Linked DNA regions of Homo sapiens: region 2 is linked to region 1. The links are chromatin loops, found by intact Hi-C in ENCODE. Cell type or tissue: HCT116. All regions are shown on one strand. Links, peaks and the distances in the headings refer to the core of each region. The heading gives the core; the rest is flanking DNA.

Region 1 (15,882 bases), core at 4,160-12,159:
ATCTTCATGTGGAAGATCAGAACACTTTTAAATCTGTTATTCATTCAAACATAGTTTATGATCAAAATGAGCAGATGTTGACTTTTTTAGAAGGAGAAGTTTCTATGCACACAGATCCCATGTTTCTGACATGACATCTGTATTCTCTTAGCAATTATTGTGAGAGTTATGCAGCTGCCATGGCTTCAAACCTTATCCCAGATTTGGGATTACATCAGTGTACACAGCTAAAAGATGTTCCAAAATGTGCAAGTAGAGGAAAATATGAACTTTTTTTCCAACTTTGAAATGAATAACACTTTTTTTTGCAGAGGTTTATATCAAATTCTTAGAGTGATAAAGTAAAAGAAACGGATTAACAGTGTTGTAATATTCCAAGTCAAAATAAAGAAATAAAAATGTATAATGTGATATTGAGAAGAAGCATCCTTGTAGAGGTTTGTACCTGTCCTTCAAAGCTTAAAAAGTGAAAAATGTCTAGGCACAAACAACAATAGGTAAGAGGCAAGAGGTATATTAAGCACACTGAATTATATTTGTGGAATATATTATATTCCACTTTATTGTTGGAAGAAACTTGAACTTAGAAATTAAATCTGAATTTTGAGAGTTTACATTGTATTTATTCTGACAAAATATGATGTGTTATTGAATTTAAAATATTACTAAAAGATGTCAGAAAGATTCCTTCAGAGTGTTAAATATCTACCAAGAAAGGAACTTTGGCAACCAAATATAAACACCTAAGGGGACAAATGGTATTTCAAAAGGTATTACGTATTTCTCAAGCCAGATGGCTGACTAGAGGTATTGGACACTTGCTGTTTCCAGAGGAAAAAAAAAGCCAAAATTACAAATAGATAATCACATCTGGCACAGAGCATCTGAGAGAGAACAATGAAATTCAACTGATAAGTCATGAAAAACAATTGAGGCATGGCAAGAAAGGAAAGTGAGGCACTCAGTTCTTCTGGGATTGGCTGGTTGCTGGGAGAGGCTCAATATTGTGGAGAAAGCTAAGTGAAACCCTCAGTTGTCCACGTTTTCACCACAGACTATTCTGATCCTAGCCATGGGAGAGTTCTTCTACACACACAGGCCCTGGGGCTGTCATGGGTGGCAGCCTGGGGACCCCATGTGGACATTGCTCTACAGAGGGAGTCTGCACTGAGTCATATATTCCCACCCTCAAGACCTAAACAGCTGCAGCACACTGTAATTTTGACAACTCAGCCTCCACCAGACAGGATTCTGCTTTGGGACTCAACAGTCCCTGCACCTCTCCATCCCCAAAACCTCCAGTGACACCCTGAGCATCCACCTGGAGATCTGCACTGGCACAGAGCTGGCACAGTGCTGAGGTCCTGTGGGGTCCTCAACACTCTAGACCAAATAGAGTCCTGCTCCCCAGAGAAGGGGCAATGCAACACACTGACAAGGCTGCCCCAGGACAAAGGGAACCAAAACATATACTTTCCAGAACCTGAGAGGTGCCTGCCTGAGACTATGGGCAGAGAAGCCTCATCTCCCGCTTTTGCCCTCACTAGTAGCAGACCTATGAGCTTTACCTCCTGGACAGGGACCAGATCCTGTTCCTGATCACACACTGCCACAACTGCTGCTGACACCAGAAAACAAAGCAAATATTACCTAAAGTCTAAGAGTTCCGTGTCTGGGGCTGTGGAGTGCAGCCTGGCCTACACCAGAAGCACAACTTCTGGGCTTGAGCTAACATCCAGACACCAGGATCCCTCCCCATGTCACACACCAATGCAGTTGCTGCTACCAGCAACCAAAATGAGCAGTAGCCTGAGTTTAAGAGCTGCCTTTCTGGGGTTGTTAAGAGCAATCCTCTCTCCAGCATCAAAATGACCTCTGAGCTCTAGCATGTGCCCTGAGATCAGGCTCTCCACAACCACCATTGCAGACCATCCGGCCCTACCTACTACAGCCTGTGACTCTGGACACCACTGAGGGCCTAAAGTCAAGCCCGCCTGGCCTGGCACCATCCCTTTAATGGGCAAGCATGCTGCCTGTGGACATGGTAATCTCCCTGACCATTCCTCCACCTTAGGCATATGTGGGCTCCCCCTAGAAACCTGAAGACATGTCCACCTAGCCTGCCACAAACACCACTGGCACCCACCAGCACATGCCAGCTGAGTGCCTGGGAACTGGCCTGCCCAGCTCATTGTGGCTACTACTAAAAGTAGTGAGTGCCAGCTGTGAGCCGAAGGGTTGTCCTACTACTGTTACTACCATCACTCATGCCACACACAATGTCCAGGGGCCTGAGGACCCACTTGTCCAACTGGCCCACTACTGCCACTGCCAACACCTGAGCAAACTGCCTGGGGGGGGGGGTCCAAAAATTGGACCACCTGCACCTGCTAAAACTAATGTCTACATATGCTGCCCAGGCGTGAAATGACAGGCATGCTCGGGCCACTACTGTAATCACCAAGGCTTGAGGACTGCCCACCTGACATTCTCTCCCCAGCAAAGTGTCACCACAGCCTGTACTGAGAACTGCAGCCAAGCCACCGAGGAAATTACAGACATCACTGATTCAGTACACAGTCAGTTAAATCATATGAAGACTACCCTACTGCAAGAATCCAGAACCAAAGCTGAGGTACACTTCCCAACCATCAACATAGGCACATCTTGAGAAAAAATGTCTTCCTCTATAAAAGTTAACTCAAATATTAGAAAATGCTTTGTTCTTTTTGCTTAGAATTGCTTTGCCAATTCAGGCTCATTTTTTACTTCATATAAATTCTACAACAATTTTTTCTAATTATCTGAAGAATGATGTTGGGAGTCTGATAGGAACAGCATTGCATCTGTAAATTGCTTTGGGCAGTATTGCTATTTTAATTATATTGCTTCTCCCAATCCATGATCATGGACTATATTTCCATTGGTTTGTGTTGGCTCTGATTTCTTTCTGCAGTGTTCTGTAGTTCTTGTCGAGATCTTTCACTTCCCTGGTTAGCTGTATTTCTAGGTATTTCATTTTCTTTGTAGCTCTTGTAAATGGAATTGTGTTCTTGATTTGACTCTCAGCCTGGACATTATTGGTGTATAGAGATGTTACCGATTTTTGGATATCAATTTTGTATCCTGAAACCTTACCCAAATAATTTATCAGTTCTAGTAGCCTTTTGGTGGAGTCTTTAATGTTTTCCAAGTATTGAATCATAATGTCTGTGAGGAGAGATAATTTGACTTCTTCTTTTCCTATTTGGACGCCTTTTATCTGTTTCTTTTGCCTGATTGCTCTGGCTAGGACTTCTAGTCCTATGTTGAATAAAAGATGATGGTAATCAAAACATCATGGTACTGGTACAAAACCAGACACATGCACTAATGGAACAAAATAGAAAACTCAGAAATAAAGTCACACATCCACAATGATCTGATCCTTGACAAGGCCAACAAAAACAAGTAATGGGAAAAGAAAACCCTATTTGATAAATGGTACTAGAATAACTGACTAGTCATATACAGAAAATTGAAGCTGGACCCTTACCTCTCACCATGTACATAGATTAACTCAATATGGATTAAAAATTTAAGACCTAGAATCTTAAATGTAAGACTTCAAACTATCTGCATCCTAAAAGAAAACCTAGGAAAATACTCTTCTTGACATTGGCTTTGGCAAAGAATTTGGGGCTAAGTGCCAAAATTAATTGCAACAAAACCAAAAATTAATAAATGAGATTTAACTAAACTAAAAAGCTTCTTCACAGAAAAAAAAGCTATAATAAACAGACAAACTACCAAATGGGGGAAAAATAATAGCTGTTTTGACTGAAGTGAGAAACACAAAAGTATAAAACTCACTGTTAAAGCAAACAAATGAAAAAGAAAGAGAAAGGTCTCAAATGGTCCCACTACAAAAAATTACCAAAGTACAATGACAAATAATAAGAAAAAAATGAATAAAGTATATACAAAACAGTGAGAGAACAATTAACAGTATGACAGGAATAAAACTTCACATATCATTGATAACCTTGAATATAAATTGATTAAATTTTCCAATTAAATGATACACAGACTGGCCAAATTAATTTTAAAAAAGTGATGCAACTATATGCTGCCTACAAGAAACATACTTTATCCACAACAGAGCAGAAGTAGCTGTACTTAATATGAGATAAAATAGACACTAAGGCAAAAACAGTAAAAAAAGAAAAAGAAGGTTACTATAAAATGATAAAGGGATCAATCCAACAAGAGGATGATCTAAGTCTAAATATATGTGCACTCAACACTTGAACTCCCAAATACATAAGGCAAATATAATTAGACCTAAAGATAGAGTTAAGGTCCAATACAGTAATAGTTGGGGACTGTCACACTCCACTCTCAGCATTAGATGAATTATCTAGACATAAAATCAACGACAAAAAATCACATTGTAATTGAACTGGAATTTAGACCAAAATGGACCTAAGAGATATTTACAGAATATTTCACCCAAGAGCTGCAGAATACACATTCTTGTCCTTGTCACATGGATCATACTCTATAACAGACTATGTTAGGCCACAAAATAAGTCCCAACAAACTTAAAATAATTGAAATCATATCAAGCCTTTTATCAGAACTAGATGGAATAAAGCCAGAAATTAATACCATGAGAAACTTTGGAACTGTACAAATTCATGAAAATTAAGCAACATTATCTTGAACAAAGATTTGATCAATGAAGAAATTCAGATGAAAATCCAAACATTTCTTGAAACAAATCGAAATAAAAACACAACATATAAAAATCTTTGGGATAGAGCAAAAGCAGTCCTAATATGGAAGTTTATAGCAATAAACACCTACATCAAAAAGTAGAAAGATTTCAGATAAACAATCTAATGATATATCTCAGTTAACTAGGAAAGCAAGAACAAACCAAACCTAAAATTAGTAAAGAAAAGAAATAATAATGATCGTAACAGAAATAAATGAAACAGATACATAAAACAGTAGAACATCATAACAAAATGAAAAGTTGGTTTTTTGAGAAAAAAACAAAATCAATAGACTGCTAGGTAAACTAAACAAAAAAGAATAAGAGAAGACCCAAATAAAATAAAAAATGAAAAATGTGACATGATAATTAATAGTACAGAAATAAACAGAACACCAAAAACTATTATGAATACTTATATGATGACAAACTGGAAAACTTAGAGGAAATGGATAAATTTCTGGAAACATACAACCTACCAAGACTAAATTAGGAAGAACAGAAAGTCTGAACAGACCAATAACAAAAAAGTGAGATTTACTAAGTAACAAAAACTCTTCCAACAAAGAAAAACCCAGGACTGAATGGATTCACTACCAAATTCTATCAAATGTGAAAAGAACTAATACCAATCCTTCTCAAACTATTCCAAAAAATTGAAGAGCATGAAATTAGGGAATTCTACCTAAGTCCTTTTACCAGACTAGCATAACACTGATACCAAAACTGGACAAGGACACAACAAATAAAGAAAACTACAGTCCACCATCCCTGATTAACAGACACAAAACTTCTCAACAGAATACTAGCAAGCAAAATTGAATAGCACCATCAAAAAGATAGTACACCATGATCAAGTGGAATTTGTACTAGTGATGCAAGGATGGTTCACCATGTACAAATCAATAGACATGATACATCACATCAAGTAATGAAGGACTAAAACTATATGATCGTGTCAGCAAATACAGGAAAAGCATTGATAAAATTCAGGATCTCTTCATGATAAAAACTATCAACAAACTAAGCACAGAAGAAACATACACTAAAATAATAAAGGTCATATATGATTATATGGTTTGGCTGTGTCTCCACCCAAATCTCATCTTGAATTATAGTATCCATAATCCCCACGTGTCATGAGAGAGGCCCAGTGGGAGGTATTTGAATCTTAGGAGCAGTTTCCCCATTCTGTTCTTGTGGTAGTGAGTTCGTTCTCATGATATCTGATGGTTTTATAAGGGGCTTTTCCCGCTTTGGCCAGCACTTCTCCTTCCTACCACCTTGTGAAGAAAGATGTGTTTGCTTCCCCTTCCACCATGGTTGTAAATTTCCTGAGGCCTCCCCGGTCCAGCAGAACTGTAAGTCAATTAAACTTCGTTCCTGTGTAAATTACCCAGTCTCAACCAGTTCTTTGTAGCAGCATCAGAACAGAGTAATACATATGACAAACCCACAGCCAACATCACACTGAATAGAGAAAAGTTGAAAGTCTTTTCTCTAAGAACTGGAATAAGACAAAGAGGCGCACTTTTACAATTCCTATTCAACATAGTGCTGGAAGTCTCAGCCAGAGAAATCAGGCAAGAGAAGTAAATAAAAGGCAGCCAAATTGGAAAAGAGGAAGTCAAATTGTTCCTGCTTGCAAACAATATGAACTTATATTTAGAATAAAACATAGACTGCACCAAACAATGCTTAGAACAGATAAACAAATTCAGTAAAGTTGCAGGATACAAAATAAACATACAAAAATTAGTAGTGTTTCTATACACCAATAATGAAACAGCTGAAAACAAAATCGAGAAGGCAATCTCATTTACAATAGCTATGCACAGAAAAATAAAATACCCAGGGAGAAATTTAACCAAGGAGGTGATTGACCTCTACAAGGAAAACTATAAAACACTGATGAAGGATATCCAAGAGGACAGAAACAAATAATTAGACATTCCATAATCAGGAGTGGAAAAATTAATATTGTTAAAATGGCCATACTACCAAAATGCAATCTAAAGTTACAATTCAATCTCTGTCAAAATCCCCATGTCGTTTTTCACAGAAATATTTAAAAAATTATAAAATTTTTATGGAACTGAAAAGGAGTCCAAATAGCCAAAGCAATCCTGGACCAAAAAACAAAACAAAACAAAACAAAACAAAAAGCCTGACACATCACACTTCCTGACTTCAAAACATATTACAAAGCTATTGATATAGCTTGAATATTTGTTTCCATACAAATTTCATGTTGAGTTGTAATCCTTAATATTGGAGGTGGGGCTTAGTGGGAGGCATTTGAATTATGGGAGTGCATCACTCATGGCTTGGTGCTGTCTTCATGATAGGGAGTGAGTTCTCATGAGATCTGGTAATTTAAAAGTGTGTGGCACCTTCCCCTGAACTCTCTCTCTCAGTCTCTCCTGCTTCTGCTTTTGCCAGGTGATGTGCCTGATCCTCATTTGTGTTCCAACATGGTTGGAAGCTTCCTGAGGACTCCCCAGAAGCAGATGCCACTGTGCTTCCTGTACAGCCTGCAGAGCCATGAGCCAATTAAATATATTTTCTTTATAAATTACCCAGTATCAAGTGTTTATCACCAAAAGAAATAAGTATGTGAGGTGATTAATATGATAATTGTCATGTTAATTATCACGTTAATATGTTAATTATCATATCCATCACCTCACATACTTATCATTTTCTTTTGGTGACAAACACCTGATTTGATCATTCCACAATGCATGTATGTAATAAAACATCACATTGTACCCCATAAATATTTATAATTATTATTTGTAAGAAAAAATAAAATAACATTTTTTAAAAAGATATAAACTTTTAAGCATTTATATGACAAAGTTTGTCCTATGATAAAATAGGGTAAATAAATTTATATATGTGTGTGTATGTATGTGTTTATATATACATGTATATTCCAGTGTACTTGTACCCCAACTACCAAAGGAGCAAGAAAAGTAAAAGTTTATTGGTCTTAGCAGAAAGGTCTTGAGGATATGTAATTTGTTATAGTAATTGTTTTAGCCATGGTTCTACAGAGAAATTGATATAATAGAATACGTATGTATATATAGAAATGAATTATTCTGAGGAACTGGCTTACATAATATGGACATTAGCAAACTCAAAATTTACAGGGTAGGCCAGCCAGCAGGTTAGAGGCCAAGGAAAGCTGATGTTCCAGCTTAAGTCTGAATGCCATCTGCTGTAGAAACTGGGAAAGTCAGTGAAGTCCAAAAGCAGTGTGCTAGATAATTTCTCCCTTGCTTGGGGGAGGACTTTCTTTTTATACTATTCAGGCCTTCAACTGCCTTCTACATTACTGATGGCAATCTGTTTTTTTCAAAGTCCAATAATGTAAATATTAAGCTTATCAAAAACACCATCACAGAAATGCCCGGAATAATGTTGGATCAGATATCTGGGTACTCTATGACCTAACCAAGTTAATATATAAAATTCACCCTCACAATAATTATTTAAATGATCAGCATGAATTGTCAGTTGATGTGAACCCCAATAATTAATATTTACTGGGTCTACCGAACTACAAGTCAGTAAGATAACATATATATATATATGACTAATTTACCTAGTCTTTAAAATGGGGATGAAAACATACATACCTCACAGATTTACAGTGATGATAAAGAGTGTTATTTATTATATTTATTTATTTATTTATATTATTTTTTATTTTTTGAAACAGAGTCTCACTCTGTCACCCAGGTTCGAGTGCAGTGGCACGATCTTGGCTCACCGCAACCTCTGCCTCGTGGAATCAAGTGATTCTCATTCCTCAGACTCCTAAGTAGCTGAGATTACAGGTGCATGCCAGCATGCCCAGCTAATTTTTGTGTTTTTAGTAGAGATGGGGTTTCACCATGTTGGCCAGGCTGGTCTTGAACTCCTGACCTCAAGTGATCCACCCACCTCAGCCTCCCAAAGTGTTGGTATTACAGGTGTGAGCCACTGCGCCCGGCCAGGACTGTTATTTATAATATTTTTAAAAATACTTGGAAACATATTCAGCACATATTAAATAATATAAGGGAATCAGCAAGGAACACAGAGTATTCTATTAATGACTAACTGTCTGAATATCCCAATGGAATAGTTGAAAAAATTAATGTCAAAAAAGAAGGAATGATGATCCCTTTATTTCCAAAATATGAACTGCATTGACTATTTAAATTTTAAAAAAAATGAATGAATGAATAAAAAATTAGTTTGTGTGTAGAAATCAGTCCATTTATAAAACAAATAGTTTTTCTGAAAATTGGCAGTTGAAGTCCACCCAGGTGGGGGTAAAATATATTTTAAGAATATATAATTTATAAATAAACATCATTAAGTAGACACTATCTTTAAAAATTAAACAATTAAATTAAAGGTTAGAAAAAATAAATTATTTATGTTTGAACTTACTATTTTTCAATTTTTAAAAAGTTATTTTCTTAAAGCCATGGAAGAAATTTTTCATTTAACTCAGAAAATTTCTGCTGCTGACTTCTGGACAATCTAGTCAGTTTGCAAATTAACTAGTTTCTAAATGTGGTTTTAAGATCACAAGATACTGGCAAGGAACAGAGACAATAATATAAACACACTGCTGATTATCATTTCTGTTTGTCATATTAATGATTAATTACTATACAATCGAGTGTATCCATTAGGCTGGAAATCAAATTGGCAGCTAAGCCATCGATAAAAGTAGTATTCTATTTTTAGACTTTTGTACCAGAAATATTTGGAGTAAGTCATCCAAAATGCCTATCATTCAGCTCTTCTGAGGTTCATTTTCTTCAACTATTCCATTGTGATGTTCAGACGGAGGTATTAATACAACACTCTATGTTCCTTGCTAATTACTGTACATTGTTTACTATGTGCTGAACATATTGGGTATTTTTTCAATATAATACTCTTAACTCTAACGTATGATAACATAAAATATATGTTATTATATCAATTTTAAAGTCTAGGTAAATGAGGCGCAGATAGGTTAATTACTTTCCCAAGTTCACTGAGATAGAAAGAGTGGCAGACATACTTCATATCCAAGTAGTCTGACTGCAGACTCTGTGGTCTTAAACACTGCTTTGCTACTTTTACATTACAAGATAGCCATGCAGTTTTGTTGCTGACTGCTCATACAACCTCTTAAGAGTTTGTTTTGTATGGCATAGGATACAAAGATACAAAAGATATAGATACCTATATGTCTAAAAAGGTAAAGTTTTGTGCATATATAACAGGGAAATACAAAATAGAGTCCCAGAGAGACACTATATCATACCTACTACCACAATTGGTAAAATTTAAAATGTGTAATAACATCGAATGATAGCAAAAATGTGGGGTAAAATCTGAATATTTATTTGTTGTTGACAGAGATTCAAAATAGTGCAAGCCTTATAATGAACAGTATGGAATTTTTATTAAAATTGAATTTGGTAAACCCTCTGTGTATGCCTCTGACTTTTGATACAGCAATCCCACTCCTGGCTATGCAAACTAGAGAATGCAATTGTTCAAAGTATTATACAATTTCTTCATCAAATTTGCAGTCTGGTAAAATTTAGTAGGACTGATTTTTGTCTTTTGGGAGACTTCCAGGAATATTCCTTTTCAAAGTTTCCAGGTGGTATTTTCTGGAAGACAGATTGTGATTTGCGTCCCTAGCATGTACAAGAAAACTGCTAACAGCTTTGTTATTTCCTGATGTTATGTTTGGATGTTTGACTTATTCTGCAGCGAAGAAGCTTCTGGATCCTGATATCAGGAGATTTTCTCTAACATTGGCATTCTATTTTACACTGACAAAAACGCTGGCTTTCTAAATTCTGCTCATGTTCTTTTAAAAATGTCTTCTTTTAACTCTACATGTAAGACGGCCTGTCCACAGTATTCAAAAAAACAGCTTGCTGTATGGGTAAAGGGTGATTTTTTAAAATGCTCGCAGAAATATCTGATAATTCCAAGCAACATGCTCATTAATGAAGCTACATTACAGAATACTTAAAAAGAAACCCTTATGTGAGAAATTTCAAGCATTTCTCAGTAAGCCCTATGGATCCGTATAATAGTAGTATGAGCTTGGTGGCAAAATTAAGATGAAGACAAAAAGCAATGGAGTTTTATACATAACAAAGTAGAAAATAATCAGAATGCTTGCTAAATTTTATTTTTAATTTACTTCAGAAAAATTGTGCAGAGTGTAGTACAGCAGTCTCTCCTTATCCATGAGGAATACCTTCCAAGGCATTCAGTGGATGCCTGAAACCTCAAATAGTTCCAAACTCTGTATAAAACATGCACAAATTACTTTTTCATTCTTCACAATTTCATGGACAGAAGATTTGTTCTTACCATAGTAAATTTTGATAACATCAGCATACGATTTTTTTATTTCCTTATGTTGAGAACTTTCACCTCTTCACTTTTAAAGGAAGCACGTTATGGCTTCTCTTTGGTATATCCAAATTGCTGGCATCACCACTCCTGTACTTTGGGGCATTCTCAAGTAAAGTAAAGGTGACCGAACACAAGCACTGCAACACCCTGACAGTTGATCGGATAACTGAGAGGGCTACTAAGTGACTAACGGGCAGGTCGACAGCATGGAGATGGTGAACAGAGCAATGATTGATGTTCGGCAGCTAGGGGGCAAAGAGAGGGCATGAGATCTCATCATGCTGCTCAAAACAGCACACAACTTAAAACTTATAAGTTGCTTACTTCTGAAATTTTCCATCTAATATTTTCAGAAACCATAAAAAGCAAAATTATGGGTAAGGGAAAACTGCTGCACAACAAAAGAGCACAAAATCTGGAACCAGAAGAAAGGCCTTTCTTCAGTTTGTGCTTTTATAGCTTGGATATTGCTGATCTGAAGCCATAATAACATGTAGGAAAGAAAGCAATTATATAAGTTGATTCAGAGATTGAGATAGTACATACAAGCCAAAAATATTTAAAAATTAGAAGTACTATAAAGACATATAAAAATTACTGTCCAAATGAGAACATGATTTCTACTTCAAAGGGGAATTTGTTAAAACATTTTCACTCTTTTTTTTATCCCCCTGGGTACGGAGCAGTAGTAGGTCAGTGCGTGAATACATGTAGTATTCAATAATTCATAAAATTTGAAAGTCTGAATAAGTGAGCATAGCATGAAATTTACTTAATTATGGCATGTGGTTTACATAATTCAAAAGTGAATTTTGCATTACTTACTTTAAGATATAAAAATATATGATGGAATGATGAATGGTAGAGGAAAGAATACATATGTAATACATGTGTTAATATCTGGGTAGTAAGCATTTGGGTGATCATTATAAAATTATTTACACTTTTCTGTATGTTTGACATTTGTTATAATAAAATGTCAAGGGAAAAGGAATAGTAGCATGTGTGAGGGTTTAAATTGCTTTTGTTCTGACTGAGATCCTGAAAGATGACTTGCCAGGAGAGAATGGCTGAGAGAACAGGCTGCTTGACAGGGGGTGACCTTCCTTGAAGGGAGCAGGAAAATAATAATAAAAATGAATGTGTGTCTCTTGTATTCTGGGTTGCCTGGAAAAGATCACAAGCATTCCAAGCCCTCTGTAGGTGTGTTGTGAACCATTTAAGTTTATGAGTGGGTCTGTGAAGGAATTCTTCAACATAGAATTTTTGACTCAATTCAAGGCTTTGCAATCATCAATTAATCCATATTCCATCTATTTTAAAGATTCTTTGCCCATGTAAAAGATGCACACACATTATGTTTTGTCATTTATTGCCCTCTAAATCATTCTTGCATATCACAACTGGGCTTTTTGCCAATGACATATAATTATAGTAGAAGGCTTAACTTACATTGTTTCTATAATCATAAATACAGTTACATCTTGAAAGCACACACACACACACACACACACACATACACAAATCTAAATATATAGAAGAATGACATGAAGATGGAAGGAGGAAAAAATAAATATTAGCTTCTACTTAGAATGTATCTAGGCAGCAAATGTCAGTTATGTTTAAATGGGTGAACAATTTAATAATTTCATTTTGGGTATTATTCAATTTAAAATTTAAACTCTGTATTGAGGTTTGTTATTCTTTCTCACCATTTTTTCTCTTCCTTTTCCCTTCAAACCATGTTTAAGTTAAATTTGTTTATCAGGCAAACTTGCCATGGTGGTTTAAGGACCCTGGCTCCTGGACAGTGATTACTCCTTATCTCAGACTGTTTTTGAGTTTTGACACATGCCACTATATTTCTTCCTGTAAACATCTGCCCTGGCTGCTGAGGTATTCACTACTGTTGTAACTAATCTCCTGGTACACCAATGATTTGGTTCTTTGCCCCACCCTTCCAAACTCAAGGTTAAGGTTAATTTGGCCCACTTCCATCAGAGCAGTACAAATACTCTAAAACCAATGAACCATGTGTTTCACCCCATTCTTGGCTTCAGGAGTTGACCTGACATTTATTCTTACAGGATTACTTCACCCATCACCAAGGCTACACCATGGCAGGTGCACAGGTTTTCAATTCTGTTACCTTTTACATAAGAATATAGTATCATTCCTATGTCACATGCAGACCTAAATGCCTGACAAATGCACCCCCCTCTGCATGAAATACAGTATTTTGTGATGTCCTTTGTTCCAGATTCATAAATGTAAAAAAGACCACATGCCCATTTGCTGTTAGCTTTCCTCTCTATTTATCTGAGGTTTTGTCCTCTCAATATTTCCCAATTTCCTCTTTTGTGCCAAAGCTTAGAAGTGAGAAATGATGAAATTCCAGTTTACTGATAGATACAGATAGGCTGTTAGTCTGTTTATTCCATTCAAAGCCCTCTCTGCTTCCCTCACAATGAAGAATTCCTTTTCCTTCAGTTTCTAAGCAAAATCCACCCATCTTTGCTATGAAGTGATGGAGTATTAGAGTCTTCTCTTAGGATGGGAGTACTGCAAATAATTTTTACAAATTATTGAAGGAAAAATATCCAGGGATTTCACAGAATTATAGCACTATAACTTGTATTATAATTTATAAAAATAAAAGAACAATTTATAGAGCTCCTTTTACAAAACTATCATGTACTAACATGATAATCTATTTTCTTCATATTTATATCAAAATGTATAGAATGTAAAGTAAGTCAAGTTAAATTACCAATAAGTATATGTACTAATTCAAAATTCAATAACTCAATTTACTATTCTATAGTATACTATAAGAGACATATAAACTCTATCTGTCTCTGTCCCTAGATCTTGACACAAAGCTCCTAAAACTTCTATAATTTCCTGAGTGAAAGGAGCACTGACAGTTTCTAAATCCCTCGGAATTTCCTGGATAATTCTTAGGAGCATCTTTTGTTTTCATGAGGCAACTCTTGATGGATTACTGGATAGCCTCAGGATAGGGAACTTGTTGCCAGGTGAAACATCAAGTGATTAGAGGATTGGAACTTTCAATCCCACCCTCCAACATCCAGGAAGGTGATAGGAGCTGAAGGTTTAGTTGATCATCAATGGCCAATAGAGTAATTAGTCATGACTATGTATTGAGGCTTCCACAAAAGCCCCTCATGACTGGGTTTGTAGCACTTTCATATGGCTGAACACCCGGAGGTGCCTGGGAGGTGATGCACCCTGAGAGGATGTGGAAGCTCCATGCCCCTTCCCATATACCTTGTCCTTCATAATCTCTTAATTTGGCTGTCTAAGTGTATACTTTGCAATACCTTCTGTAATAAACTGGTATCCTGACAAAGTAATCAAACTCAGGGAGAAGGTAATGGGGATCCGGATTTATAGCAAGGTGGTTCAGAAGTATAGCTGACAATCTATTACTTGCAACTAACATCTGAAGTGAAAAAAGTCCTGTGTGGCTGAGCCCTTAACCTGTGGGATCTGACTAACTCCAGGTAGATAGTGTCAGAATTGAACTGAATTATAAGACACCCAGTTGGCATCCACTGGATAACTCATTGGATGTTGGTAAAAGAAAATCCCACACACACCTTGATAACCAGAAGGGAAATAGTGTCTGTTATGTGTTGACTGTGTAAGAAAAGAAAATGTTTATCTTACACAACTTTTAATATAATGCTGACAAAATTCAAGCTGAAACCTATAAATGTTTCCACTATATAGTTCTGAATATTGCTTTCTTATACATAAATATGTTATGCTTTCCATTAAAACATCAACTTACAATTTACATATGGGCCCTCCATGTGATTCAGCAATTCTACTCCTAGAGATCTACCCCAAAATGAGCCCATGTGTTGATGAAAAAATATGTACAAGAATTTTCACATTCACTTTATTCCCAGTTACACCGAAACTGGAAAAACCCAAACGTTGGCCAAAAATTGAATAATAAAAATGTGATACATGACACATTGATGGATCTCACAGATATTAGTTGAGAGAAGAAAGAAAAAAGCACATGTAGCCTGGTTCCATTTATATGAAGCTCAAAAACAGATAAAGCTTCTTTATGGTCATAGGAGACAGAATTTATATTATTTCTGAAGTGCCAAGAAATGAGGAATAAAGAATCTTTTGGAGAGCTAGATATGTTTCAAATCTTAGTCTATGAAGTAGATACATGATTGTCTATATATTAAAACATTATTCTAGCTATATACTTGAAGATTAGTGCATTTTGTATTTTGCACATTTTACAATATCAGTGTAATACTTCCTCAAAGAAGAAAGAACATTAACAATAAGCTTTAAACTGATTTGTTGCTTTGAAGAAATTATACATTATGCACAAATCTGAACATCATGGCACAAATACATTTGGAATAGTTCATAATAGGTGATTATTGAATGATTAATGACATGTTACACTAGGAAAAATAGCCTTCAATTAATTATATAGGTCTTTGTCCATGAACATCTACTTTCAATAAGATATTGAAATTAAGGCATATGAAAGAGACTTCATAACAAATATTAACCTTTTTTTCTCTACAAGGTTAATCATCACTCATAGACTATCACATTAGTATCTGAACTTTTTTCTACCTTTCTCTTTTATTTTAGATGATATTAATATTGAGAATACTGAC
Region 2 (15,882 bases), core at 3,346-11,345, 310 kb before region 1:
GTGGAATTGCTGGATCACATGGTAGCTCTGTTTTTGGATTTTTGAGGAATCTCCATACTATTTTCTCTAATGGCTGTATTCTTATACATTCCCACCAACAATGTGCAAGAATTCATTTTTTTCCACATTCTGGCCAGCACTTACTCTTCATCTCTTTGGTAGTGGCCATTCTAATAAGGATGAGGTGGTAATCTCATTGTGGTTTCAATTTGCAATTCTCACATGGTTGGTGATGTTGAGTAATTTTTTCATGTACATGTTGGCCATTTATATGTTTTCTCTTGAGAAATGTCTATTCAGGTCATTGGCCCATTTTTAAATTAGGCTATTTGATTCCTTGCTATTGAGTTGTTTGAGTTTCTTATATATTTTATATTTAACCCCTTAGGTGCATGGTTTGTTAACACTGTCCACCATTCTTTAGGTTGTCTCTTAATTCTATTGATTGCTTTCTGTCTGTGCAGAAGCTTTTCAATTTGAGGTAATACCATTTGTCTATTTTCACTTTTGTTACTAGTGCTTTGGGAGTCTTCTGATTTCTTCTCTGGCCTAAACTTAATGTAGAACTCTCATGCTAAATGAAAACAAATCTTTCACTTTATCCATTTATCTTTTTTATTTCTCTTTCTCCAGTTCAAGCATAACTTTTTTTCCTTCAATTATTTGTAATAACTTATTTTAATTCCCGCCAGTATAAGCCAATGAGTTGTCTATTGAATAGTATAAATTATACATATATACTTCATATTTATACACATACATTGTATTACTATACACACAGGCTATATCTATTTTTGCCATTTGATTCAAAGAGTATAGTTTCTCTCCCAGTTTCCAATTTCCTTTTAGAAGAGCTCTGTGCTTTCTCTTTATTTTTTGCGAATCCTATTCAATAAAATGGTAGGTACTTAGAAGATGCTTGAAAATACTTTTAAATATTTGTAAATTAATCTACTTGGTGACTTAGTATTTGATTGTTTGAAAGAAGTAAATGCTTAAATGATAACTTGCTAGTATCAAAGAGTTTAGAGTCTCCTACAAATTAATTTGCTATAGTTTGAATGTTTTTTTTTTGAAGACTAGGCATTGAGATTGAAGGTAATATGCTAATATCATCTACTAGTAATAATATAGGGATGGCCCCAAATCACCATGACTAATTGGTGATGAAAAGATTTGTTTAAAGGATATATTTGAGTTTTATATGTGAGCACAAATATTATACAGACATAAAATATAGTTTATATGTGAATATAATGTATATATGTGTATGTATGTGTGTATACAGGTACACTCACATATATATTCATATATATATATATATAAACACACACACACATATAGCTGTGTGGCACATACTGACATTTTGGTCAATGATGGACCACATGTATGATCATAATGGAGCTGAAAAATTTCTATTACCTAGTGATGTCTTAGCTGTCATAACGTCATAGTGCAATACTTTACTCACACGTCGTGGTAGTGGTGGTATAAACAGACCATCACATTTTCTGTTATGGACATAATACTTCAGAATGCTAAGAAACAACTATGTTATTGGCTTATGTATTTGCTACACTATATTTATCATCATTACTTTAGAATGTATACCTTTTAAAGAAGTAAACTGTGCAACAACCACAAGCAGGTCCTTCAGAAGGTATTTTCCAGAAGAAGGCGTGTTCCTCACAGGATATGACAGCCCCATGCATGTGTTGCCCCTGACGATCTTCCAGTGGGACAAGATTGTGCAGGTGGAGGACAGTGGTGTTCATAATTAAGTGTCTTAATTTTAACAAAAAGGCTTAAAAAGTAAATATAAAATAAAAAATAGAAAAATGCTCATATAAAAAGACATAAGGAAGGAAAATATCTTTGTACGGATGTGCAATGTGTTTGTGTTTTAAGCTATGTGTTATCACAAAAGAGTAAAAATATTATAAAACTAAAAAGTTTATAAATAAAATATTATAGTAAGTTGAGGTTAACTTATTATTGAAGGAAAAATATTTTTAAAAATAAATTTAGTGTAGCCTAAGTATCACTGTGTTTTAGTTGCCTACAGTATTCAGTAATGTAACATGCTGTACAGGTTTGTAGTCTATTCGACATAGCCTAGGTGTGCAGCAGGCTATATCACCTAGATTTGTATAAGTACACTCTATGATGTTCACACAATGATGAAGTTGCCTAACAATGTACTTTTCATAATGTATCCTCATTTTTATGCAATATATGCCCCCCAACACACACACATACACATCCCTCATCTTCAAAACACACTACAGCTCTAAATTAACTTTCTGAACAATATATTTTGCTACTAGGAACCAACTAATTAAAATTCCTTCAACCCACACTTCTGGCATAACTCGTCTGATTTATAATGAAAACTAGATTAAAAGAAAAAAAGAAATATGTTGTAATAGAGAGAAAAAAGTGATTTACTAAATATGAGCAGTTTTTTTCCCCAGTTTATGTGTGTACAAGTGTATCTTTTATTTATTCAGTATAAAAAACCATGGTCTTTTCTGGAGCTATTTAGTAGATCAAACCCACACGTTACTCCCCATCCTGTCAAATGAGCTGTATTATGAATTATCACATTAGAGTATCTAAGATGTTCTGGAAGGAGGTACATTTTATTTATTTTTGCTCTTGCCAAATCCCCAATGTCTTTATTTATCATTCTCTGCTTCCTGTAAGCAATACGGTTACTCCATTCTCAAAGTCACTGAACAAATTCCTGCAACTTGAAACCACAGGCATCGGGGAAAAAATAATCTGAAAGTCCACATGTAAAATGTGCTTTACCTACTTAATTAGTTCCCATAAGCATAATTTGTATTGTGTTAGTAAGATACATAGATTAATTTACCTCGACTTATTTTTCCAATAGAAGCGAGAATGAGGAAATAAACAGTATCTTGTTTTTAAGAAAGAAAGAAAATGATTCTAATTTTATTCATGAGCTCGAGTCACATTGTTTCTGGAATGTCAAACTTGAAAGACATAAATACCATAAGAACAATACACTATTCTATAATTTAACACCTGTCTCCCATAAATAGGCTATGGCATTTTCATGCTTCTGTGTTAATGCAATATGTTGCTTTTTTTTTCTTTTTGCTACTACCATGAAATGTCTGGAACAGAGCTATGAGCATTTTAAACTTGGCTGTAGCATGCCTGCTCTGAGGCTCTCTGTGCATTTTTTTTCCCTATCAGACTCATTTCACTTTGCATGCTTTCCAAATTATAAATGTCACAGCATTGTTTAAATGTGACTATGTTACTAAGGGAAGGAAAGTTCCAGGTTAACATGGACATAATAGAGATTTAACTTCTAGCTAATATTTTTAGAAGAATATAATTACAACTTTTCTTAGTACAATATGTTTACAAGTTTCTGATAAAAGTAATAAAAGGTGGAGACAATAAAATACTGTACTAATTGCAGATTAAAAGTACAGAGGATATCATGCCTCAAATGGGTTGAGGGTAAAGCTTAAAATATTTAGCGAGCTTGCAAAATATAGACCATTGCCCCCCCTCCTTTCCATACTCTAGGTTTGTGCATTCCTAGACACAAAAGGTTGTGTTTGAATTTTAGTACCAGAATTCAGAGACAGATGGGGGAAGGATGGAACAAAAGTTTCAAAAGTAGATGAAATCCTTTTGAGCCTTTATACACTCTGTGATCTCGAGAAATTTACAGGAAGTTATTAAGCTTCAGTTTCTTCTGTGAAATGTGAATGATAATGAAAAGAACTTGCAGAGTACTATGAAGTTATATTTGCGTATTTGCACATGGCTTGGTAAAGTGAGTTTCTATATAAATGTCAGCTGTATTTTTGTAATGTTTACAAAGTTCTTCGTACCTTACACACTACATACATCACTCATCCTTGTAAAAACACCATGAGGAAAAGTACTATTTTTATCCCCTTTGCACAAAAAGTGAAAATGGAGGCATAAAGAAATGAAAAGATTTGGCTAAGGTCACACTAGTTGTGAAGTATCCCAAATTTGGACCAAGCAGTCTGACTGCACTCTTTCCCATTTTTCTACACTGCCTCTTAACTGAATGCAACCTTGAGATGATCATCATTTCCTCATCTCTCACCACGCTTTCTGCAAGTGTTCCTTTTGTGTCCCTTGAGGAATGGCCTCTAGATGTGCTAGTACATCCGCTTATTACTGTCTCTTATTCTGTAGAGGCTTTCCCTAACAGGAAAGTTAAAGACAAAATTTACTTATAACCCAACTTTGTTTAAAATTATTCTTGAATGTTAAGGATGTGGGGCTCATGTTCAGAAAACAAAAGTAGAAATAAGTGCTATGGAACAGGAGTGGAGCAGACACTTACCCAAAGTGTTATTTCAATGGGTCAATGAGCTGGATTTTTTAACGACAAGCTCCTAGGTGTAAAACGCCCTCGCTGTGTGCAATCCCTATATTGGCCAGCTTTTTGGGAGGGATATTGCTATATTAGGCCCAGCCATGGAAGGAGAAGCAGGTCCCTAGTTGCACTGCTTGCCTTGCTCCCTCCTCCTTTTTCCTTAATAAAGAGAGATGCTCGTGCTTCTTCCTCATAACCTGCAATAACTCTAACTTCTGGATGGGTTTGGCTCAGTCAAAGGGAATGGACTCGTGGAAACACTACCTGTTGCAGCAGGCATGAGAGACTCCCTAACCTTTCAAGCAGTAGTTACATTTTCTACTGCAATACCGGGAGTCCAGCTTCATTATGGTTTTGTCAGACCTTTATTTACTCACTACATAAAGTTTTCCGGCAAGTCAGTTTATCCTGCTTTCATATTCTTGCTCCATTCTGGAATGAATCCTTCTAAAAATGAGAATATTTTTGGTTTTTCACTGGAATACACCTTTTTATTTTTATTTTTATTTTGCTTGATACTTTTTCACATCCTTTCTAATCTGCTCAAAAACAAATATGTCTCATATCAGTGAACCAAATATTATGTGTCCCATCTTCCAAGTTTTCAGGTTTCAGCACTGATTTCTTTGATTATATTAATTCACAAATAATCTCTTCCATCACTAACCTCTTCATATGATCATAGTCATACAATAATTCAAAATATAATGATTCTCTAATTATTTATTCTATAGGTAAATACTAATCTCTGTAAATCTTTCATATGCTTTCCATAACAACAGATGCATCAAGGATTTTCAATAATTTTATTTGTTTGTTTGAACACTAGCTATAACTTAGAAACTTAACTTACTTCTCATTAAATAAAGTCAGAAACATAGAAAATAGAACTTATTGAAATGGTGAAGAAGAGAAAGAAAGGAACAAAGGCCCAGTTGTTTCAAATGCGTCAATAACAGATATTTTAAGACTGAAAAAAATCTGCAAAAGAGAGAATGGAAGTCAAAAGTGAGAGCTGTCTTAACACCAGTGATCTTTTCCAATAGCTGTAAAATATAACAGCATTTTCTTTTCTTTTTTGTAAAGTTTGGAATGAATATTGGACATATACCCTCTTCACCTGGAAACATGTTGGCATTAAAACTGTAATATTTATTTTGTTCCAGTTTTACAAAAGAAAAGCTTTCAAACTATAATTTACTTGTGATGCCCTTCACATTGTAGTAATATAATTCTAAAAAATTTCAAAAACTTAGCTACATCCCTGAAATGTAGTTGCATCGATGCTGAGAATAATATGTCATTTTACTACACAGAAAAGTAAATATATTTAATCTCTTCATGAAGATATATCCTTATTTCTATAAGTATTGATTGTATAGACTTAACGTCTTCAGATCTAAAATCTTTGACTCAGTGTATTCTCTCAGCCTCTAACATCTAGCAATTTCTGAATCTATCTTTAACCATCCCTGCTTGTCTGCCTCATAAAATTCCCTTTGCACTTTTACATACCCACTTTACACTTTCTACTGTTGCACATTATGAAAATCACAGTAAAAGCCAAGCTACAACAACTGAGTCTTGGTTTATTTATTGTATGAAAAATATCAAATTATTGTTTTCTAGAGATTATTCTTGATTGCTTTTACTCCGTTTTGTTCCACCCATTTTTTTTCTAACATCTTGGCTCAGTGCTAGATTGTAGTCCCTTGTCAATCATTTGCTATTCATGATTATTAGACTTGATTTATCTAAGAGGAAGGTAAGCTTGGATCTATTAGTTTGAATGGTACATACATAATCCAATATTAAAAGAATCTGTAATATCAAACACCTTTGTTAACACAGCAAAATGTATAAGCATCAAATTCTTGTAAAGGCAAGTTTCATACAATAATGTGCACATGCTGATATTGCTAGCATAATTATTTAGAAACCTTTGGCTATCTCCTAGGGCATGTACAAGTGATTGTAAAGGGAGAGAATTATAAATAGCTCTCCATGTCTAGCAAGGGAAGTGTTGATGCTTTTTGGAATCATTATTTACATTCCATTCAATACCATCTTTTTCTTCTAGGTTGCTCCTAGATTACTGAAATTAATCTCAGTGTTGAAGCTTCGCATTAATAATACTTATAAAATTGTCAATGAAATTTTAAATCACGATAAAATTTCAGATTTAGAAAATTTAATATTAGCAGTTTATATACTCTTATGGCCTCAAAGACCTATGATATTAATTTATAATTTAGTTGAAGAAGAGTGTGAATTCCAAGAACTGAAAATCTAGTGAATAATCTCAATTGACCACTCCCATCTTCACTGTAAAATTACTTTTGTAATCTTCATTGTGTGTATATGTTTTAGAATTAAATTATTATTAATAACAGATGCATCTCCAGGAACTCAATTATGTCACAAGATTCATTTAGACCTATTTCAGACTCTGAAGAAATTCAGAAAAAGACACATTTTGAAAATTCTATAAGCATAGGTAAACTAATAAATTATGGATGCTATGGATGTGCAGAGGTTTTTTGAATCATCTTCAGGATACCAACTTCATTTATTGAAAAGTTCATGTGTTAGACTCTTTGATGGCATGTGCTGAAATATTAATTCATATGTAATTTTAGGTAATTATAACATTCTTGAGATTAATGCAAGTCTGTGTGGACTGATGTTTTGGTTTTGCAACAAAGAACTGTTTGTAATTACTATTTAAGTGGAGACCATTTTGAGTTACTTGAAATAATTAAATATTGAATTTAAATTACTTATCTTTTCTTAAAAATCAAATGGTATAATATAAAACAATTTTAAAGATAACAGAAACAGTAATTACAAAAAATATAACTTATGAAGTAAACATCAGAGAAGTTAGGTGGGAGATTTTAATAACAATTAATGAAAAATTCATTTTCTGGCAGCAGAGGGAGCTCTTTTATTTCTTGCAAGTACCCAGTGGCATGTCATTCCACACAAAATTGATGCTTTGTACACAACTGGACTTGCTTATTTAATAAATCCTGTCCCCTAATGAATCCAAAAGACATAAGCAACACAATTAGAAGTTGTGTGTGCAATTGCATGTTTCATATTTCTATAATGATGAGGATGTAAACATGTTTCTGCAGTTTGGGTTTACATGGAATCAGCAAATAAATCACCTTAAGTAATACTTCTACCTGCGATGGTGTCTTTGAAAATAAAATTAACGTGCTTTGGTTTGACAGAAAGGTGCTTCATGCTTAGCAGGTAATTTTTCAGGTGGTATTAAGAGGAATTTTATTGGTAGGAGAGGATGTGGTTGTACTCTGACAAGCTGGTCAGAATTGTTCATATTTGATGCATTGATATCAATGTGAACTCTTTTGATCTACATTTATTTAGACATTGGATATGATCATGGAGATGAAGTACATTCTATAGGGAACATATTTTATCACAGAAGCAAAACAATTCAAATAGTTTGCTACTAGTTTCCTACTAAATAACAATGAACATTTTCTGTTGTGGTATAGATTATTATTTTTATTACTATTATTTTAACTATTTTCGTAAATACTTGGCTAATTCTGCAGCTATACAGAGTCCAAAAATATGAGCCTTTACTTGTGCTCAGAGCCATGGCAATAAAATGGGACAGTAAATTTAAAAAGAAGAAGAAAAGTGTAAGATACTGTTTCAGGGTTGACAAAGGTTGAAATATACCTGTTGCTACAAGACTGGCATAGATAAAAATAAAAACAAAAATAAAAGCAAAAATAAGCAGACACTGTATAATTTCAAGCTAAATTATGTTTGCACCATTATTTTAATGGCATTTTCTTGAGTTCTCACTATCTTCAACATGACTGGTAGACAATGGGATTCATTTTTGGGTGAATTCTTCTGTCATGAAGATTTAAGAAAATGGAAAGAAAAAATAAATCCGATTTGATTGGGGTGATGTTATGGATATACGTGGTGCTATGCAAGCAAAGAGGTAGGAGGCCTAATTGACGTGAGGGCCTGACTCCCTAAACTTTGAAGTCTGTGGCAACCTTAACATTTGGGAGATCAACCCTGCAGCTAGAGATAGAGCAAGTCTGTTCCACTGGAATGGATCAATTTTAACTCCTGTGCTTTTCCTTCTTGCAAATAACTTCACTGTGTCTTCTAAGAAATGTGAACCTAAAGGCATTTAATCCGAAGGCATCTACCATTAAGCTCCCGTTTAACAGAGTCTAAAAGAATGTAAAGAAAATTATTCAGGTTCACAACTACCATCACTTATCATCACCCAACTTTGAGAAACTGATACTATGGCCACAAGTGGAATATTTTCAGAATTGTGGATTCTACCTTGAAGAACTGAACGAAATGCCTTGTAAATATTGCCCAACAAATAAGAATTCGGCCGGGCGTGGTGGTTCACTCCTGTAATCCCAGTACTTTGGGAGGCTGAGGCAGGCGGATCACCTGAGGTCAGGAGTAAGACAAGCCTGGCTAACATGGTGAAACCCTGTCTCTACTAAAAATACAAAAATTAAGGCCGGGCGTGGTGGCATGTGCCTGTAATCCCAGCACTTCGGGAGGCCGAGGCAGGTGGATTGCCTGAGCTCAGAAGTTGGAGACTAGCCTGGGCAACACGGTGAAACCCCGTCTCTACTAAAATACAAAAAATTAGCCGGGCGTGGTGGTGGGTGCCTGTAGTCCCAGCTACGGGGGAGGCTGAGGCAAGAGAACTGCTTGAACCCTGGAGGCAGAGCTTGCAGTGAGCCGAGATCGCGCCACCGCACTCCAGCCTGGGCGACAGAGAGAGAGGCTCCATCTCAAAAAAAAAAAAAAAAAAAAAGGAAAAAAAATTAGCTGGATGTGGTGATGGGCGCCTGTAATCCCAGCTACTCCAGAGGCTGAGGAGGGAGAATCGTTTGAACCAGGGAAGCGGAGGTTGCAGTGACCCGAGATTTCGTCATTGCTCCCCAGCCTGGGCGACAAGAGCTAAACTCCGTCTCAAAAAATAAAAATAAATAAATGAACAAATAAGATGTCAGTGAGCCTGCCTCGCTCCCTCCCTTCCTCTCTTGCCCCTTCCCCTCTTCCCCCCTTCTCCCTTCTCCCCTTCCCCCGTTGCTTGCTTGCTTCCTTCCTTCCTTCCTTCCTTGCTTCCTTCCTCCCTCCCTCCCTTCCTTCTTCCCATCCCTCCTATTGTTCCATTATGCATTTGGCATTTGCTTAGTATCTAGTAAGTGCCAGGGATTTTGCTAAGACTAGAACATGATCTCTGCCCTTGAAGAAAGGAAAAATATTCTACCAAGAGGAACTTAATCTCAATCTTCCTACTTTTGTTTGCTTTTATTTTGCTCCATTCATTTCTTTTTAAGATACACACAAACAGACACATACAAACACATACATTACAGGCTCCTGGTTCATTTATACTATCCTGAGCTACCCACACACTCTCCTTAAATGGAAAGCAAACAGGCCGAGGAGTGGGAAGATGTATCCATTTTTAATTATTTCCTAATATTAGCATATGAATTATAATATCACTTTCATTTGCCTTGAAATGTCTTTTCTTTTTAGGTTCATTTCATAGCAATTTTTCTGCAGAACAAAAGATATGTGAGTGAATTTGAAGGTTATTCCTTTATCTAAAGTGAGAGGAAATATTCTATATCTAAAATATACAACTTGTTAAAAAATATTGGTTGTATCCAGTTATCTCAAGTGCACATAGTAAATAGGTGTGCAACCAGCATGTTTTTTTCACTTTTGCCCTAAACTTTGGGATTCAGTCTCTATTCTCTTGGATACTGAGGTAAGGGAATTCTTAGCATCAGGTTGAAATCACAATTTCAGACTCTCCTATGTTTTCCCCAATCATCCTCCTATTTATCCATCTATCTGATGTCTTTTGATCAATTTTTTTTCTGCCATCCCAAGACAAAAAATTACCTCAACCGTTTGCAAGGCTATCTAGCCACTTACTACTATATTCTCTTTTTGTCTATTTATTTCTTTTAAAAAAATGGGATACATGTGCAGGTTTGTTACATAGGTATACATGTACCATGGTGATTTGCTGCACCGAAGTTCCCTCCTGTCACCACCCCACCCCTAACAAACCCTAGTGTGTATTGTTCCCAGCTCTGTGTCCATGTGTTCTCAATGTTCAACTCCCACTTAAGAGTGAGAACATGCAGTGTTTGGTTTTCTGTTCCTGTGTTCATTTGGTAAGGATGATGGCTTCCAGCTTCATCCATGTCCCTGCAAAGGAGTTGATCTCATTCCCTTTTATGGCTGCATAGTAGTTCATGGTGTATATGTAGCACATTTTCTTTATCCAGTCTATCATTGATGGGCATTTGAGTTATTTCTATGTCTTTGCTACTGTAAATAGTGCTGCAATAAACATATCTATGCGTGTGTCTTTACAGTAGAATGATTTACATTCCTTTGGGTATATACCCAGTAATGGGATTGCTGAGTCAAAGGGTATTTCTGGTTCTACATCTTTGAGGAATCGCCACACAGTCTTCCACAATGGTTGAACTAATTCACATTCCCACCAACAGTGTAAAAGTTTTTCCATTTCTCACAGCCTTGCCAGCATCAGTTGTTTCCTGACTTTTTAATAATGGCCAATCTGATCGCTGTGAGATGGTATCTCACTGTGGTTTTGATTTGCATTTCTCTAATGATTAGTGATGATAAGCTTTTTTCATATGTTTTTTGGTCACATAGATGTCTTATTTTGAGAAGTGTCTGTTCATATCTTTTACTCACTTTTTGATGGGGTTGTTTGTTTTTTACTTGTAAATATGTTTAGCTCCCTGTGAATTCTGGATATTAAACCTTTGTCAAATGGGTAGATAGCAAAAATTTTCTCCCATTCTGTAGGTTTTCTGTTCACTCTGGTGATAGTTTCTTTTGCTGTGCAGAAGCTCTTTCGTTTAATTAGCTCCTATTTGTCAATTTTGGCTTTTGTTGCAATTGCTTTGGCATTTTTATCATGAAGTATTAGCCCATGGCTATGTCCTGAATGGTATTGCCTAGGTTTTCTTCTATGGTTTTTATGGTTTTGGGTTTTACATTTAAGTCTTTAATCCATTTTGAGTTAATTTTTGTATAAGGTGTAAGGAAGAGGTCCAGTTTCAGTCTTCTGCATATGGCTACCCAGTTTTCCCAGTATCATTTACTGAATAGGAGATCCTTTCCCCATTCCTTGTTTTTGTCAGGTTTGTCAAAGATCAGATGGCTGTAGATGTGCAGTGTTATTTCTGAGGTCTCTGTTCTGCTCCATTTGTCTATATGTCTGTTTTGGTATCAGTACCATGCTGTTCTGGTTACTGTAGCCTTGTAGTATATTTTGAAGTCAGGTAGCATGATGCCTCCAGCTTTGTTTGTTTTGCTTAGGATTTTCTTGGTTATACAAGGTCTTCTTTGATTCCATATGAAACTAAAGTATTTTTTTCTAATTCTATGAAGAATGTCAATGGTAGTTTGATGGGAATAGCATTGAATCTATAAATTAATGTAGACAGTATAGTCATTTTCATGACATTGATTCTTCCTATCCATGAGGATGAAATGTTTTTCCATTTGTTTGTGTCCTTTCTTATTTCCTTGAGCAGTGGTTTGTAGTTCTCCTTGAAGAGGTCCTTCACATCCCTTGTTAGCTGTATTCCTAAGTTTTATTCTCTTTGTAGCAATTGTGAATGGGAGTTCATTCATGATTTGTCTCTCTGCTTGCCTATTGTTGTTTTAAAGGAATGGTTGTGGTTTTTGCACATGGATTTTGTATCCTGAGACTTTGCTGAAGTTGCTTATCAGCTTAAGGAGTTTTGGGGCTGAGACAATGGGGTTTTCTAAATATAAAACCATATCGTCTGCAGAGACAACTTGACTTCCTCTCTTCCTATTTGAATGCCCTTTATTTCTTTCTCTTGCCTGATTGCCTTGGTCAGAACTTACAATATTATGTTGAATAGGAGTGGTGAGAGAGGGCATCCTTGTCTTGTGCAGGTTTTCAAAAGGAATGCTTCCAGCTTTTGACCATTCAATATGATATTGGCTGTGGGTTTGTCATAAATAGCTCTTATTATTTTCAGATGTGTTCTATCAACACCTAGTTTATTGACAGTTTTTAACATGAAGGGATTTTGAATTTTATCTAAGGTCTGTTCTGCATCTATTGAGATAATCATGTGTTTTTGTCATTGGTTCTGTTTATGTGATGGATTACGTTTATTGATTTGCATATGTTGAACCAGCCTTGAATCCCAGGCATGAAGCTCACTTGATTGTGGTGGATAAGCTTTTTGATATGCTGCCAGATTTGGTTTGCCAGTATTTTGAGGATTTTCACATCGATGTTCATCAGGGATATTGGCCTGCCTGAAATTTTCTTTTTTTGTTGTTGGGTCTCTGTCAGGTTTGTTATCAGGATTATGCTGGCCTCATAAAATGAGTTAGGGAGGAGCCCCCTCCTTTTCAATTGTTTGAAATAGTTTCAGAAGGAATAGACCAGCTCTTCTTTGTATTTCTGGTAGAATTCAGCTGGGAATCCATCATCTCCTGGGCTTTTTTTTTTTTTGGTTGGTAGGCTATTAATTACTGCCTCAATTACAGAGCTTGTTTTTGGTCTATTCAGGGATTCACATTCTTCCTGGTTTAGCCTTGGTAGGGTGTATGCGTCCAGGAATCTATCCATTTCCTCTGGACTTTTTAGTTCATTTGTGAAGAGGTGTTTATAGTATTCTCTGATGGTAGTTTGTATTTCTGTGGGGATCAATGGTGATAACCCCTTTATCATTTTTATTATGTCTATTTAAATCTTGCCTTTCTTCTTTTGTATTAATCTAGCTAGTGTTCTATTTTGTTTATATTTTCAAAAAAAATAGCTCCTGGGTTTGTTAATTTTTTTTTTTTTGAGGGTTTTTCTTGTCTCTATCTCTTTCAATTATTCTTTAATTAGAGTTATTTCTTGCCTTCTGCTAGATTTTGGATTAGTTTGCCTGGCCTCTCCAGCTCTTTTAATTGTGATGTTAGGGTGTTGATTCGAGATATTTCTAGCTTTCTTATGTGGGCATTTAGTGCTATAAATGTCCTTCTTACCACTGCTTTAGCTGTGTCCCAGAGATTCCAGTACTTTGTCTCTTTGTTATAATTGGTTTCAAATAACTTACTGATTTCTGCCTTAATTTCATTATTTACCCAGGAGTCATTCAGGAGCAGGTTGTTCAATTTCCATGAAATTGTGTGTTTTTGACGAATTTCTTAATCCTGAGTGCTAATTTGATTGCACTGTGGTCTGAGAGACTGTTAGGATTCCAATTTTTTTTAATTTGCTGAGGTGTGTTTTACTTCCAATTAGGTGGTTGATTTTAGAATAATTGCCATGTGGCACTGAGAAGAATGTATATTCTGTTGATTTGTGGTAGAGAGTTCTGTAGATGTCTACTAGGTCCACTTGATCTAGAGCTGAGTTCAAGTCCTCAATATCCTTGTTAATTTTCTGTCTTGTTGATCTGTCTAATACTGACAGTGGGGTGTTAAAATCTCCCACTATTATTGTGTGGGAGTCTAAGTCTCTTTGTAGGTCTCTAAGAACTTGATTTATGAATCTGGGTGCTCCTGTATTGGTTCCTTATGTATTTAGAATAGTTAGCTCTTCTTGTTGAATTGTTCCCTTTACCATTATGTAATAGCCTTCTTTGTTTTTTTGATCTTTGTTGGTTTAAGGTCTGTTTTGTCAGAGACTAGAATTGCAACCCCTGCTTTTTTCTTTTGCTTTCCATTTGCTTGGTAATTTTTCCTCCATCCCTTTATTTTCAGTCTGCGTGTGTCTTTGCAGGTAAGATGGGTCTCCTGAATACAGCACACTGAAGGGTCTTGACTTCTTATCCACTTTGCCAGTCTGTGCCATTTAATTAGGACATTTAGCCCATTTACTTTTAAGGTTAGTATTGTAATGTGTGAATCTGATCCTGTCATCATGATGATATTTGGCTATTTTGCACACTACTTGATGCAGTCTCTTCATAATGTCATTGGTCTTTATATTTTGGGGTGATTTTGCAGTGGCTAGTACCGATTTTTTTCTTTCCATATTTAGTGCTTCTTTTAGAGGCTCTTGCAGGCAGGGCTGGTGGTAATGAAATCCCTCAGCATTTTATCAGTAAACGATTTTATTTCTCCTTCACTTATGAAGCTTAATTTGGCTGGATATGAAATTCCGGGTTGAAAATTCTTTTATTTAAGTATGTTGAATATTGGCCCCCAATCTCTTCTGGCTTGTAGAGTTTCTACTGAGGGGTCCACTGTTAGTCTGATTGGCTTCCCTTTGTGGGTGAACTGATCTTTCTCTCTGGCTGCTCTTAACAGTTTTTCCTTCATTTCGACCTTGGAGATTCTGACGATTATGTGTCTTGGGGTTGATCTTCTAGTGAAGTATCTTAATGGAGTTCTCTGTGTCTCCTGAATTTGCAGGTTGGCCTGTCTTGCTAGGTTGGGGAAGTTCTCTTGGATAATATCCTGAAGTGTGTTTTCCACCTTGTTTCCATTCTCCCTGTCTCCTTCTGGTACTCCAATCACCCATACGTTTGGTCTTTTTATGAAATCCCGTATTTCTTGGAGGCTTTGTTCATTCCTTTTCATCTTTTTTCTCTATTCTTGTCTACCTGTCTTAATTTAGTAATTAAGGATATCAAACTCTGATATCCTTTCTTCCACTTGGTTAGTCTGGCTATTGATACTTGTGTATGCTTCGTGGTAGGCCCTGGTGCCATGGGTTTGTGAGTGGGATATTCCTATCTGTGGGTTGCACAGTTCCCTGGAAAAAGCACAGTTTCCTAGGCTGGGTAGTGCACTCACTCACTCCTCCCTTGGCTTGGGGAGGAGGTTCCTCTTCTCTGTGTGGCTCTCAGGTAGGCCACTGCATCACACTGCTCTTCTTTCTTTCCGTGGGCCACACCGGCCTTTTAGTCAATTTTGACGAGAGAACCTGGATACCTCAGTTGTTGGTAAAGAATTCACATGCTTATTATGGTTTTCTTCTATGGGAGCCTCTGAACGCTGCTGCTTCTAGAGGGTCACCTTGGTCCCACCCCCAATATATTCTAACATTAATAACACTTTTTTTTTTTTTTGAGACAGAGTCTCTCTCTGTCTCCCAGGCTGGACTGCAGTGGTGCGATCTCGGTTCACTGCAAACTTCTCCTCACGAGTTCAACCAATTCTTGTGCCTCAGCCTCCTGAGTAGCTGGGATTGTGGGTGTGCACCACCACACCTGTCTAATTTTGTATTTTTAGGAGAAACAAGGTTTTGCAGTGTTGGCCAGGCTGGTCTTGTACTCCTAATTTTAGGTGATCCACCTACCTCAGCCTTCCAAAGTGCTGCGGTTACAGGTGTGAGCTGCTGGGATTATAGGTATGAACCACCGCACCTGGCCAATAACACTTTTTTTTGGCAATAAATTTCCTCT

The links. Hi-C counts contacts between places; a loop is a spot of excess contacts. Peaks named below come from ENCODE experiments on the same cell type or tissue, not always from the same donor. Only the 100,000 strongest peaks of a DNase experiment are listed, where the experiment ranks them.
Region 2: a loop joins it to region 1, with 2.5 times the contacts of the local background. A loop is called at or near these places in 2 of 110 quality-filtered maps.

What each region holds. Positions count from the first base shown.
Region 1 is chr3:103,601,687-103,617,568 of GRCh38, forward strand. No RefSeq gene overlaps it. Among named protein-coding and RNA genes, the nearest start is that of MIR548AB, 86 kb to the left of the region's middle. In HCT116, for the core only: no CTCF peak of the experiment used is centred there; a DNase peak (open chromatin) is centred at 7,977.
Region 2 is chr3:103,288,838-103,304,719 of GRCh38, forward strand. No RefSeq gene overlaps it. Among named protein-coding and RNA genes, the nearest start is that of MIR548AB, 230 kb to the right of the region's middle. In HCT116, for the core only: a CTCF peak has its summit at 7,368 (motif pointing right); a DNase peak (open chromatin) is centred at 7,354.